Linked DNA regions of Mus musculus: region 1 is linked to region 2. A link is a contact called in ENCODE Hi-C or POLR2A ChIA-PET data. All regions are on one chromosome and are shown on one strand. The core of a region is the stretch at or near the end of the contact, and the rest is flanking DNA. Distances in the headings are between cores, read along the strand shown. Region 1 holds the start of Ankrd9 (ankyrin repeat domain 9). Region 2 holds the start of Syne3 (spectrin repeat containing, nuclear envelope family member 3).

What was found. Hi-C counts contacts between places; a loop is a spot of excess contacts on that map. ChIA-PET counts read pairs that join two places held with the same protein, here RNA polymerase II (POLR2A).
Region 1: a loop to region 2 is called in a map of T-helper 17 cell, with 6 times the contacts of the local background. The contact joins the promoter of Ankrd9 here to the promoter of Syne3 in region 2. A Hi-C loop is called at or near these places in 1 of 37 maps with a recorded cell type or tissue (T-helper 17 cell). POLR2A ChIA-PET finds 5 or more read pairs at or near these places in 1 of 5 experiments (Patski).

Annotation. Positions count from the first base shown.
Region 1 is chr12:110,975,937-110,981,427 of GRCm38, forward strand. It overlaps Ankrd9 (ankyrin repeat domain 9), which reads right to left and starts at 3,104. Exons shown (of 3, transcript NM_175207.5): 1 at 2,904-3,104; 2 at 2,012-2,191; 3 at 484-1,612. The coding sequence starts at 1,563. The coding sequence ends at 583.
Region 2 is chr12:104,996,044-105,001,965 of GRCm38, forward strand. It overlaps Syne3 (spectrin repeat containing, nuclear envelope family member 3), which reads right to left and starts at 2,634. Exons shown (of 19, transcript NM_001042699.2): 1 at 2,489-2,634; 2 at 1,428-1,559.

The DNA.
Region 1 (5,491 bases), core at 1,854-4,353, 6.0 Mb after region 2:
GAGACATGATGCAGGGGACCCAAAGCCTGTGGGGAAGCAGGTGGGGAAACCCAAGGCTAGCACCTGCCAAGTCCTGACTGAGGGTAAAAGGGCCAACTCCAGGCTGGGGTGGAGAAGCAATGATTCAGTGTGAGATGAGAACACAGACACACAGTCTGGCTCCCATTCAACACCTGCTAGAGCTGCCTGCTCAGCTCTGCTGGACACACATCAGTCCAACCCATGGGCCATTTATGAGGCTGACAGCACAGGAGGGGGCCACTCAAAACCACACAAGCTTGTCCCCTTGGCCTCAGCACATTCTGTCCTCTTGCTTGGTCATTAGAGTCCCCACCCTCTGTTCCTGTTCCTCTCCTGCTTGGCTCAGCTGTCACCTTCCCCGGGACTCTAGGTCCTCACCCTTATCCTTGGCTGAGCAGCGAGTTCGCACACTTGAGCAACTTGGCAGCCCTACCCCAAATACATGCAACAGACCAGGCAGATCCCTCTGTACAGTCAACGATCCATATATGTAAAGTGCCAAGTACAATGCTCTCAAAAAAATACTTCTGTCCCCATATACTGTGTCAGGGTCCCCTGAGTCTAGCCCTTGCCCGTGAGGTCCAAGGGCTGCAAAAACGATGGCAGAGGCAGTTCATCTAAGGCCTCCGGGAAGCGGCCAGGTGAGATAGTGGTGACCAACACCTGCATGGCACGGACAAAGAGGGAGGGTGGCGCCAGCCCTGCCAGCCACTGGAACTTGTCCTCACCCAACAACCGCTGCCAGCGTAGCTGGTCTCCTAGCAGTTCACATCGAGCTGGACCTACGACGCCCCCCGGGGTGTACAGTACTAGCAGGTCAAGCAGCAGCAGGCGGCGCTGACACACCTCCTCAGACGAAGTGGTGTTGGCGGTGGCAGCATTGACCGTGGCAGAAGCTGCCTCAGCCTTAGTGGGGGCTGAGCTGGCGTCCTGGTTCAGCTGGCGCAACAGCAGCTCCAATGGTGTAAAGCCACTGCCATCTCGAAGGCCTGGAGAAGCTCCGTGGCCAAGCAGCAGAAAGAGGCACTCGGGGCGTGCGAGCTCACAGGCCACATGCAGCGACGTGCCACCGCCCTCCACGCGGCTGCAGCCACGGCGGTCGAGGAGGCGCACGCGCTCTTCCACTGGGAAGTCCTGCACCGTTCGCAGGATGCGCCGCAGGATGCCCACGCGGTTGTAGCGCACCGCCAGCGCCACGTGAGGCCCAGGCGCGGTGCAGCAGCGGAAGCCCGCGCTAGGTGGGGCGAGTGCACACCGCGGGAAGGTAGCTAGCAGGTAGTGTGCATAGGCTTGGTGGTCGTGCACAAGCGCATAGAGCAGAGCCTCCGAAGGCGAATAGGCCGCAGCGCGCCCCCGCTCATCACAGTGGAAGGCTTCGCTGGCACGTATGTCCTCGAGTAGCCAAACTGGCAGCTGATCTCGCACTGCCAGGTAGAAGGCGAAGGATGACTTCCGGCACTGCTTCTGCACCCGCAAGCGAGCTGCGCCGGGACCCTCGGGCCCTCCGTTGGCGCTGCGTCCAGGCCTGGTGTCCCACGGCATGCTGGCCTCCGGGAGTCTCAAAGCATGGGTCACACCACCCCAGACCAACCTGTGAGACGAAGTAGGGTCGAATGAATCGGGTCTGCCAGTCACTGCCCCCAGCTCTATTCTCTCCTGGACCCAGAACCATTCTTGAATTTCTGCACCTGCACTTCCTCTCTTGCCTGTGCTAGAGAAGGCTGGATCTGCTGGAGCCTTCCGTGTGCCAACCCTCTGCAGCCCTGGAACCTTCAAAAAGCGCTCCTTTCACACCTGAGCCAGGTCCTTCCAACTGCAAATAAAGAGGAACCCATGGGACATCGCAGAAGACTCAGGCTCACAGCACAAGTTGAGCCCAAATCACCCTCACACCCCCAAATCCAGCCCCAACTCTACTTCTACCCTGACCCCAAGAGACTACTCAAACTTCTTTCCAGGAGGGTCGTGGAGATTATTCACTTAGACCTACCTGGTTCCTGCAGGCGGCCCTGGGTTCTGTAGATGCAGGTATTCACTCTAACACACCAAACCTCATCAACAAGAAAGTGGTGGCCCAGGGCTGGCAGTGCGCCCGCCCGCAGCCAGAGTTGGAAAGTGGCTCTGGCTCTTTTATCCACAAACAATTTTCCTGCCCATCAGGAAGGAGCTCCTGGGAGGAGGGAAAAGGTGAAGTCAGTGGGGGGATTGGAGCATACACCACCTGCAGTCCTCTCGAGGTCCATCCACATGAGGCCGATACTGCCATCTCACTTTTCAACGGGGGACAAGCTAGTCCAAGGTCAGTCACCAAGTCAGGCTGAGCCAGGACAAGAGCCTAGGTCTCCTGCGTTCTGTTTGAGGGCCGTTCCATACACTGCAGACCCCAGTTTAAAAACCCTACCTCCACCTTGGGTCCCAAGCCTCAAACCTGAGCCCTGGCCATTCACCCTTGGTCTCCCTGCCCAAGAGCCCTACTGCCTCCAGCAAGGGTAAGCTCTAGGTTACAAGGGACCTGGGACAGCCAGAGGGCCTCGTCCACAGTGTCATGACCATTAACTGGGTTACAGAGGTGAGCACTATAGAGTGGGCTGCGGCAGACGCCCCTCTGAGGGGATTGGCATGACTGCAGCTCCTCCCGGAACCTGGGCCCCCTGCGCCCCAGATGCACTGTGTGGGCACGCGTGGGGTGCCGGGCGGGTTACGTAAAGTTCGGCCGCCCCACGTCACTGGGCAGAGTCACGGCCGCGGCTCTGTGACTGGAGCTTGGGCCGCCGGCCAGATCCTCCCTGACCCCTCCCGGGGCGCGCCCGAGTGTCTGCGGGCCGGTGGCCAGGATCAGGGGCTGCACCTGCGCACCGGGGCGCTCGGGGCAGGCGACTCACCAAGCCGCGCGACCCTGTCCCTGCGGCGGGCCGGAGCGCGCGCCGTCCATGCACGGGCGAGCAGACAGAGATCCCACGACGCCGGGAGCGGAGGCAGCGCCCGCTGCACTCTGAGCCGCCGCGACACCGTCTCCCGATGCCGGTGCTGGTGCCGCCGAGGGGAGGGCGGCGGGCGGCGCAGTGCGGCCGGGGCCGGGCAGGACCGCGGGACGGGCCGCCGCCGCCATTGGCTCACGCCGCCGGCCCCCGCCGCTACCCATTGGTCGTCGCGCTGCACCATTGTTGCGTCACGGGCCAGGGGGCGGGACTCTCAGAGGGACCCGCGGAAAACTTCGGAGAAACTTGAGGGCCCCGAGGTGGCGGGGTGGGGAGGGGTGGTGAGAGATGCCGGGCACCGGGCAGAGCTTGGAGGGCGGGACGTGATGGAGGCGGGGCGAGTCCCGGCAGGCTCCTGGAGCTGGATCTGTGCGGTCCTAGACTGCACACAAGAATAGGCTCCCTGGCTTGCGCTTGCGGCTGCTGCAAGAGTCCTGCTCTGGGCTTCCCTTGCTCTGACCCTCACTGACCTTGGGGAAACATCCAGCTGTTACCCCATCTGCGTGTGGGAAGGCCTAGAATAGGACTGAGCCCTTAAACTATTGAACCTTGCTCTGCCCTGCCAACGCCCTGGCATGGCTAGCCTCGGCTCCAATCTCAAAAGAAAGGCATGGATGCATGCGTGTATAAGAGCTGTTTATAGTGCCTATTGTGTCGTCTTCTGGGCTAAACGCTTTCTTTCACTTTGACTTTACCACTAACACAGGAGAAAAGGGGGGGGGGCAGAATTATGATGCCTGCTATGAGGTAGATAGTTATTTAAGTCCAGTGTGAGTTGGCACATATCTTTAATCCCCGCACTCAGAAGGCAGAGGCAGGTGGATCTCTGAACTGAAGGCCAACCTGGTCTAGAAAGCAAGTTCCAAGACAGCCAGGACTACAGAGAAACCCTATCTCAAAACACACACACACAGAGAGATAGAGAGAGAGAGTCGGTTGTCCAAAGAAAGGTACACTTTGGGGCTGTTTTTCACTCAGGCAGAACTGGGAGCATGTTCTAGCCTTCCCATGGCTGACCCTAGAGCCTGAGGGAGCCCCTGACTTCATCAGGGGTGTGGGAGTGCCAAGTCCATTCCAAATGCACAGATGAAAGCTGCCACGCCTGGACCTTGGGACTCTCACCCCACCTTACCAGAGGCAAGGATCCCCCTGATGAAATAGTTCCAAACTCCATTCACAGGCACGGCCAGTTTCTTTTCCACAATGCCCTTAGAGGCTCAGTTAGGGCCAAGGGTTCCTGCAGCCTCCATCCAAGCCCTTCCTCCTGCCTCTGTCCAGCAGACAGCTAGCACCTTCAAAGCAACCTCCCCTCCCCTACCTCAGAGCAAATGTGTATACAGCCTTCAACCCTCTTGGCTCCTCTGTGCCAGCAGGGGCTAAGGGACTTTAAGCTGGAGTCTCTCTCACCTGGCTCCTTTGAGTAGACTTAAGCAGGCATACGTGTACACACACGCACATACACACGTGCACACATGGAGACTTCCTGTTATTCTTCACCTGTATTAGTCAGGGTTCTCTAGAATCACAGAATTTATGCAATGTCTCTATATATTAAGGGAATTTATTATAATGACTTAGTCTGTAGTCCAACTAACCCAACAATGGGCAGCTGTGAATGGGAAGTCCAAGAATCTACGCGGTGTTCAACCTCACTGGGCTAGTTGTTTCAGCTAGTTGAAGGGGAAACTTAAGTGGTCTTTGGAAAGTCATTGTGTCAGATGGTGTTTTGCTGGGGCAAACACGTGAAGGAGTGTTTTCCTGAAATGGGCACAGATGAAAGACTAAGGCAGACTGGTGAAGGAACGTTTCACTGAAGTAGACACAGGAGAGAGGATATTCTGCTAAATCAGGCCCATGAAAGGACATGTGATTAAAAGAAAGAAAGGAAACGTGATGAAGGATTCTTAGCTAACGAAATGCATGTAATTCTGCCTTATATTGTGTAGTTGAGCTGCGTTTGTCAGGACTCCATAGAGAGAACCACACACACACACACACACACACACACACGACCTTGTGATGTGCTGCAGTTTCTTGCTGCTTCCACAGACTCGGGCTGATTTGCAGAGTGATATTTTGCCCATGGTGAACATGTGATGCCTGGAGAGAGTATAAAAAGGACAGCGATGGAGGCCGAGCTTGGCTTGCCTATAGAGCTAGCTGTGCAACGCTTATGGGTCTCGAGTCTTTGCTGATCTTCGCTTCTCTGATAGACAGACAGACAGACAGAGCAGAGAACTAGCTTCTTCCAGAATTCCTTCTGGTCCCTCCTGCTGACTTGAGCAGAGGCTGAGGCCTGGCTGTGTCTGCTAGGTTGTGCCGCTGCTACTGATTCATGTTTGCCATCCCGATTCTTCCGAACTAAATTGCTGGTGTGTCCTCAAGTGTTTGCAAGTGGATCAAACGGCCACTGCTAACCTGTGAGCTGAACTGATTTCCAGACAACACAGATGGAACCAGAGATTCTTTGCTCCAAAGAACCTTTCTAAACA
Region 2 (5,922 bases), core at 1,384-3,883:
GGTCAGAGGACAACTTTGTAGCGTCAGCTCTCTCTTTCCAGCCTTACCTGGGTTCCTGAGAACACACCGTGTGGCCGTGTGTTTCAGGCTGAGTCGTCTTACTGCTGAGTCGTCTTACTGTCTGGGGCGGGCAGCACTCATGACCTGCTGTCATGTTTCTGTGTATCTGCTGAGCTGCCAGGCCACACCCATCCCAGGAGCTGTGACTGGCCTATAACATTTGTAGGTGACATTATGATAACAGCGTAGTGTCAAAAGGTTGGACACACACTTAGGGCTAGGGAGGTGGCCAAGTCATTGAGGGACTGGCCACAGAAGTGTGAAGACTTAAGTTCTGTAGTAATTTAAAGGAAAACGCCCCCTGTAGGCTCATAGGGAGTTTCATTATTTGAAAGGATTAGGACAGGTGGCCTTGTTGGAGTAGGTGGGGCCTTGTTAGGGTGGGTGTGGCCTTGTTGAAGGAAGTGTGATACTGGAGGTGGACTTTGGAGTTTTTAATGCTTAAGCCAAGCCCAGTGTCTCTCTTCCTGCTGCCTCCTGATACAGACATGGAACTCTTGGCTCCTCCTCCAGCAACATGTTTGCCTGTGTGCCTCCACACTCCCCGCCATGATAAGAATGGACTAAACCTCTGAACCTATAAGCCAGCCCCAACTACCCCCAATTAAATGTTTTCCTTTATAAGAGTTGCCATGGTCATCGTGTCTTTCTACAGCAATAGAAACCCTAATTAAAACAACAAGCACCATTCCCAAAACCCACTTAAAAAGCTGGGTATGCTGATGATGTACTTGATGGGGAGGCAGAGACAGAATGGTCCTGAGCCAAGTAGGCAGACAGCCTACTAGGCAAGCTCCAGGCCAGTTAAAGACTTGGTCTCACACCCAAGATTGTCATCAACCTACACAGAGAGAGAGAGAGAGAGAGAGACAGACAGACAGACAGACAGAGACAGAGAGAGAGAGGCAGGCAGACAAAAAAAAAAAAAAAAGGAGACCTCTGAACTGTAGTTCCTTCTAGATTGCCAATTCCAATGCAACCACACCTTTTCCAGTCCTGCCCATCTCTCAGTCCCCCTACCCAGGGCAGTGCCTGGCACACAGGACACCTTCAGAGAGAATGAAAGAGCCAGCTTCCCCTGTTAGAACAGAGCTTCACTCATCGTGTGGAGACAGACTTGCACGGCTTCCTTGCTACGCAGCTCACTCACGGAAGCACAAGCAAATGAGAGAGAGAGAGAGAGAGAGAGAGAGAGAGAGAGAGGCTGATCCAGGAGAGAGAGGCAGGCTGAGCCAGGGTCAGTGCGAGGAGATTCTGTGGGGAGAGGACTTTGCTCAGGAAGAGGTCAGTAAGGAAGAAGAACAGTGGCGGTGGCTGGGAAAGGCTCATACACGGAGTGGGAGAACACATGCAAAGGCATGAATTACCTTCCCGGTCGCTTGTCTCCAGCACGGAGGAAACAAGGAAGACTCTCCAGCCCACACATCCACAGGGACAGGAATTATTAAGCACAGGGTTCCAGACAGGCAGGGTTGGCCCCAGGATAAGAAAGCTTCCACCTGCCTAGCAAAGAGAGGAACAGGGCCTTGGAGACTTCTAGAACATGGAAGTCCGAAGGGGACACCCATCCCTAGTCAGAACCGCAGGGCTAACCTGGGGTAATGTCCACCATCTGGGTGATCACTGGTCCTGGTTAGCTGGGCACTTTTTTAGTACTAAGCTCAGATGAATATTCTGTCTGAGGCGAATTGAGAACAGCTGACCAACCACTTCCACCTTCCTCTCCCCTCCCGAGGTCTGCCCGTCCCCTCCTCTCTCAGCCACTCGCAGAGTCCTGCAGCCTGCGGTATGCTCTCAGAGGCAGCCAGAAACCAAGCAGCTTGTCCTGGGGACCACAAGGGATGCCTTCACTAGGGACCAATGCCTGGGTGTCCCCATCTCTAGCAGATGCACAAGACCCTGGCTTAGTTCATCCTGCTTCTAAAGACAGCTGCCTCTGATCAGGCATTGCCTCCTGCGAGCTCCCCGAGGCCTCCTCCCAAGCCTGATTTGACTTTCAGAGTGACGCTGCCCAGCAAACACCCAATCAACTGAGGAGGCAGCATCCCTGAGGACACACCCACCTCCACAACACAGAGAAAACCAAAGCTAGCAGAGCATGCTGCCCATGCCTGAAATCCCAGCACTTGGGAGGCTGAGGCAGGAGGATTGCCACAAGTTCAAGACCAGCCTAGGTTAAAAAGCCATTATCAAGTCAGGGCTACACAAGACTTAAAAACTTAGAAACAAATAAAACAACACATAAAAAATTAATAATCACCATACTATAAAGTGAAATTTGATGCTGAATTTTAAAATACAAAACACCAAGGTTAAATCTTGCCAGAGATTTATCTCCAGTGTTCGCTTCACAGCACCTGGAAGACAACATTCTTCCAAATGGACATTCCACAATCCTGGTTTTAGAACCTTCTGGAACCTTCCTCACCTGTCCAGAAGAAACTCAGAAAAACATGATCCTTCCCAAATGTTTGTCTGTAGGCTGGAGTCTCTAAATTGGAACTCTATGTGAAGATACGCCCTCAGTCTGGAGCCACGCCTAGCTGTGGGACCCCTCAACAATGCTGGTCCTCCAAGACTGCCAGGCACAGCAGGAAGGAGATATGAGAGCCCTCACCCCAGGGTAAAGGCGATGATTAAATTAATCCCTGTCAGCAAGCTCCCAGATCAACGGGATGTAATCTCCCGCAGGGCCCTGCAAGGGCATTGTTCGGAAAGAGCTGGGTATTTGCTGAGCAAATGAGCAAATAAGTTATCTAACCCTAGCTCCCAGTCAATCAGCAGTCACAGCACTGAGACCTGCTTCAGACCATTGTGGCTGGACTCAAACTCATGGCGATGCTCCTATCTCAGCCTTCCAACACACAGGGACTACAGGTATGAACCATGTTCAGTCCTGGGAACCCACAGGGTTCTACCCTGCAGCTCAGGGCTCCTGAATGACCAGTTTACTGTGTTTCGGGAAAGTACCAGGCCCCTGTGGGCACTGAAGTCTTGTAATATCGTCACCAAATTTACAGGACAATAATGGCTCCAGGGAAAGATCTTGACGACCAGATAGAGCATCTCAGAATGCTTTGGGGAAGAGGCAAACACATCATGTTGAAAGAATTCTCCACGCCAATCCCAAGGGCTGACGTAAAGCCTCCTGGGAAACTCCTTTGTTAACCCTCAACCACTCCAGTGTAGCCTAGCTCCCTGGAGTGTCCTGGGTCCTCAGCACCTGAGGTGAGGTTTCCTTCAGGGTGTCGGCCCCACCCTTCAGCCACGTGTACACAGGACATGCCCGGACCTGCACGTGCTCAGTCTCCCCAGCATGGGGCAGGGTTGCCAGGGGCCCTGCAAGCCTGCCTCAAAGCCATGAAAGAAGCCGGAGCCGACCACAAAAAGTGCAGATGGTTGCTTCATTCACTCCTGACTTACATTTATATTAAAGGGAAACTTTGTATCTTTCCCTCAAATGAGGAAACAGGATCAATGGTGAGTCTATTACACATCCTAAGAAATTAGCCCGCTGGACAGACACACACCCAAGAACTTCTTCTGTTTGCACAGAAGTCTTCACCTTGATAGAGAGTGAAGGAAGTAACAGAAAGAGGACACATTAGTGCCACCCAGAAGTGTCCCCAACTGTCCCAGGCCAACCCAGGGCTCTCAACTATCCCTGCCCATCAGGATTGCCTAAGAGTTTCCAGAAGAAACAACCTCACTTCCAGAGACTTCTAATTCTACTGGCAACGCAAGTGACCATGAAAACATCCTATAAACAGAATTGTTCAAAGAACCAGAAAGGGCCAGGGATGTAGGTCAGGGAGCAGAGAGAGTTCTTGGGTAGCACACACACAGCCCGGGGCTCAATTGCCAGCACCACCTATACCAAATGTGGTGGCGGCACACGCCTGTAATCCCAGCACTTTGGAGGTGGAGGCAGGAGGAGCAAGGAAGTCAAGGTTGTCCCTGTCTACGCTCTGATGCCTTGAGCTTGTAATACCCCTGTTCTGAGTTCTACATCCAGAACCAGGAAGATCAAGGCTGGAAACCAGACAGCAGGTCAGGATGTGATGTGCTGGGTCCCACTGTAGAGACCTTGACACTCCCCACACCCAGGTCTATTCCATAAGAGAAAAAGACAGCTGTGATTAAGGAATGTAGCCTGCATCCTGTCACCTGAGCTGAGGGCAGAGTCACCTGCAGCTGTGCCAGCTCAACTCTCTGCAGGTGCAGTGGGTGGAGGAGGCAAAAATGCTCAGCTACCTGCGGCCTTTCCTTCAGGCTTGGGAGCACCCTCCTCCAGATTTGGGAGCACCCAGGAAAATGGGGAGAGGTGCCCTGAGAGGATGGATGTTCAGGGGTCAGGGAAGGTGTGGCCAGCCCCCCAGGACAGGTGAGTTAGCCCCGTAGGAGACAGCCAAGATATACTGCAGGTGAGAGAACCAGGATTCCCACCAGATCTGTCAGATTGTACCTCAGGCCCAGGAGGAGGAGAAAGAAACTGATTAAATAGAAAGCAGAGCCGACCTTTGCATAGAAAGAGAGATGATGTAAGAAGTACTTTGCTCTGTGGGGTAACCAAACAACCTGATGACTCCTGGCCTCTTGGGGTGGGGGTGGGGGTTCATGACACAGACCCAGCCAGATGACTCTGCAGGTAAGGGGGCCTACTACCAAGCCTGACAAACCTGAGTTCCATTCTCTCAGACCCACATGGTAGAAGGAGAGAACAGGTTTTCCAGGCAGTGCACGAAGTCATCCCTGATACACTGTCCCCCCCCAACCCACTGAGCTTCCCTGACTCCAGGCTACCACCCCCTGGGGTGGCCGATGTTTATGGCACCTTCTTACCCACCAAACTGTTTCCACAGAGCAGGGATGTGTCCCTGGCATCTTGCTACCCATTCCAGCTCAGTCAAGGTCAAGTACATCGAAGGAATGCAGTAGTCCAGGGTATGTGGGTTACAGGGCGGAAGAGCCCAGATCCCAGCCACAAACACGTGTCTCTCTGGCTTCCAGACCACAGCCAGCTCCTGCTAGGAGCTTCATGACTAATCTTGCCACTTCCTGTGGGTGACAAACACAGGAACTGAGGGCCATCCTCAGTCCTCGTCACTAAAGCCAAGAACTCACCCAGGGATAGTCAGCCTGGACACCTGGGTGATCTTACACAGAGAAGCGGGAATAAGGGAGGCCTCCAGAAAGAACTTTAATATATATATATCCATTCCTTAAAATCAGCTCCAAGCAACGTTGAGCTTGAAGTCCATAAATAGGCAAGCAAATTACACGATCAGGCTGGCTGATCAGTGCTGGGTGAACAACCGACCATTTAACCTGGCAACCCCAACTGACTCACGGGCTACCTACAAACCTCCAGCCTGTGGTCGGCAAGTCTCAATAGCTAACGAACAGGATGCAAATGGAGGGGGAAATAGCCAGGGAACAGGCATGGTGCTCCGGTGTAGGGCCCTAGCTCTGGGGGACCGGTGACATTGCTGGGCCCATGCATGGTCTTGGGGACTTCCCCTGAGAAATGGCTTGGCACAGGGGAGGCCCTGGAGTTTCACAGGATCTGCCTAGCTGGAAGGCTGAAGTCTAGGTGGGTTTGCTCTCCGTTTTCATAATCAAGTTGTGGAGTCTGGATCCAAGCACCTGAATTCAACTCCTAGCTGCACTGGCACCTGAAGATGATAAGGGTGGGTTATTTAACACTCTTCCAAAAAGAGTGATGTCAGCTCGTCTCTCTGAATAGCTGTGGGCCGAACAGGGGATGTAAAGAACACTATGCACAATCAATGCTGGCCCCAGCAAGTAAGTGCCCAGAAGAGGCTGGCTGTCATGGTGGACTGGACAGAGAATCTCCTATGT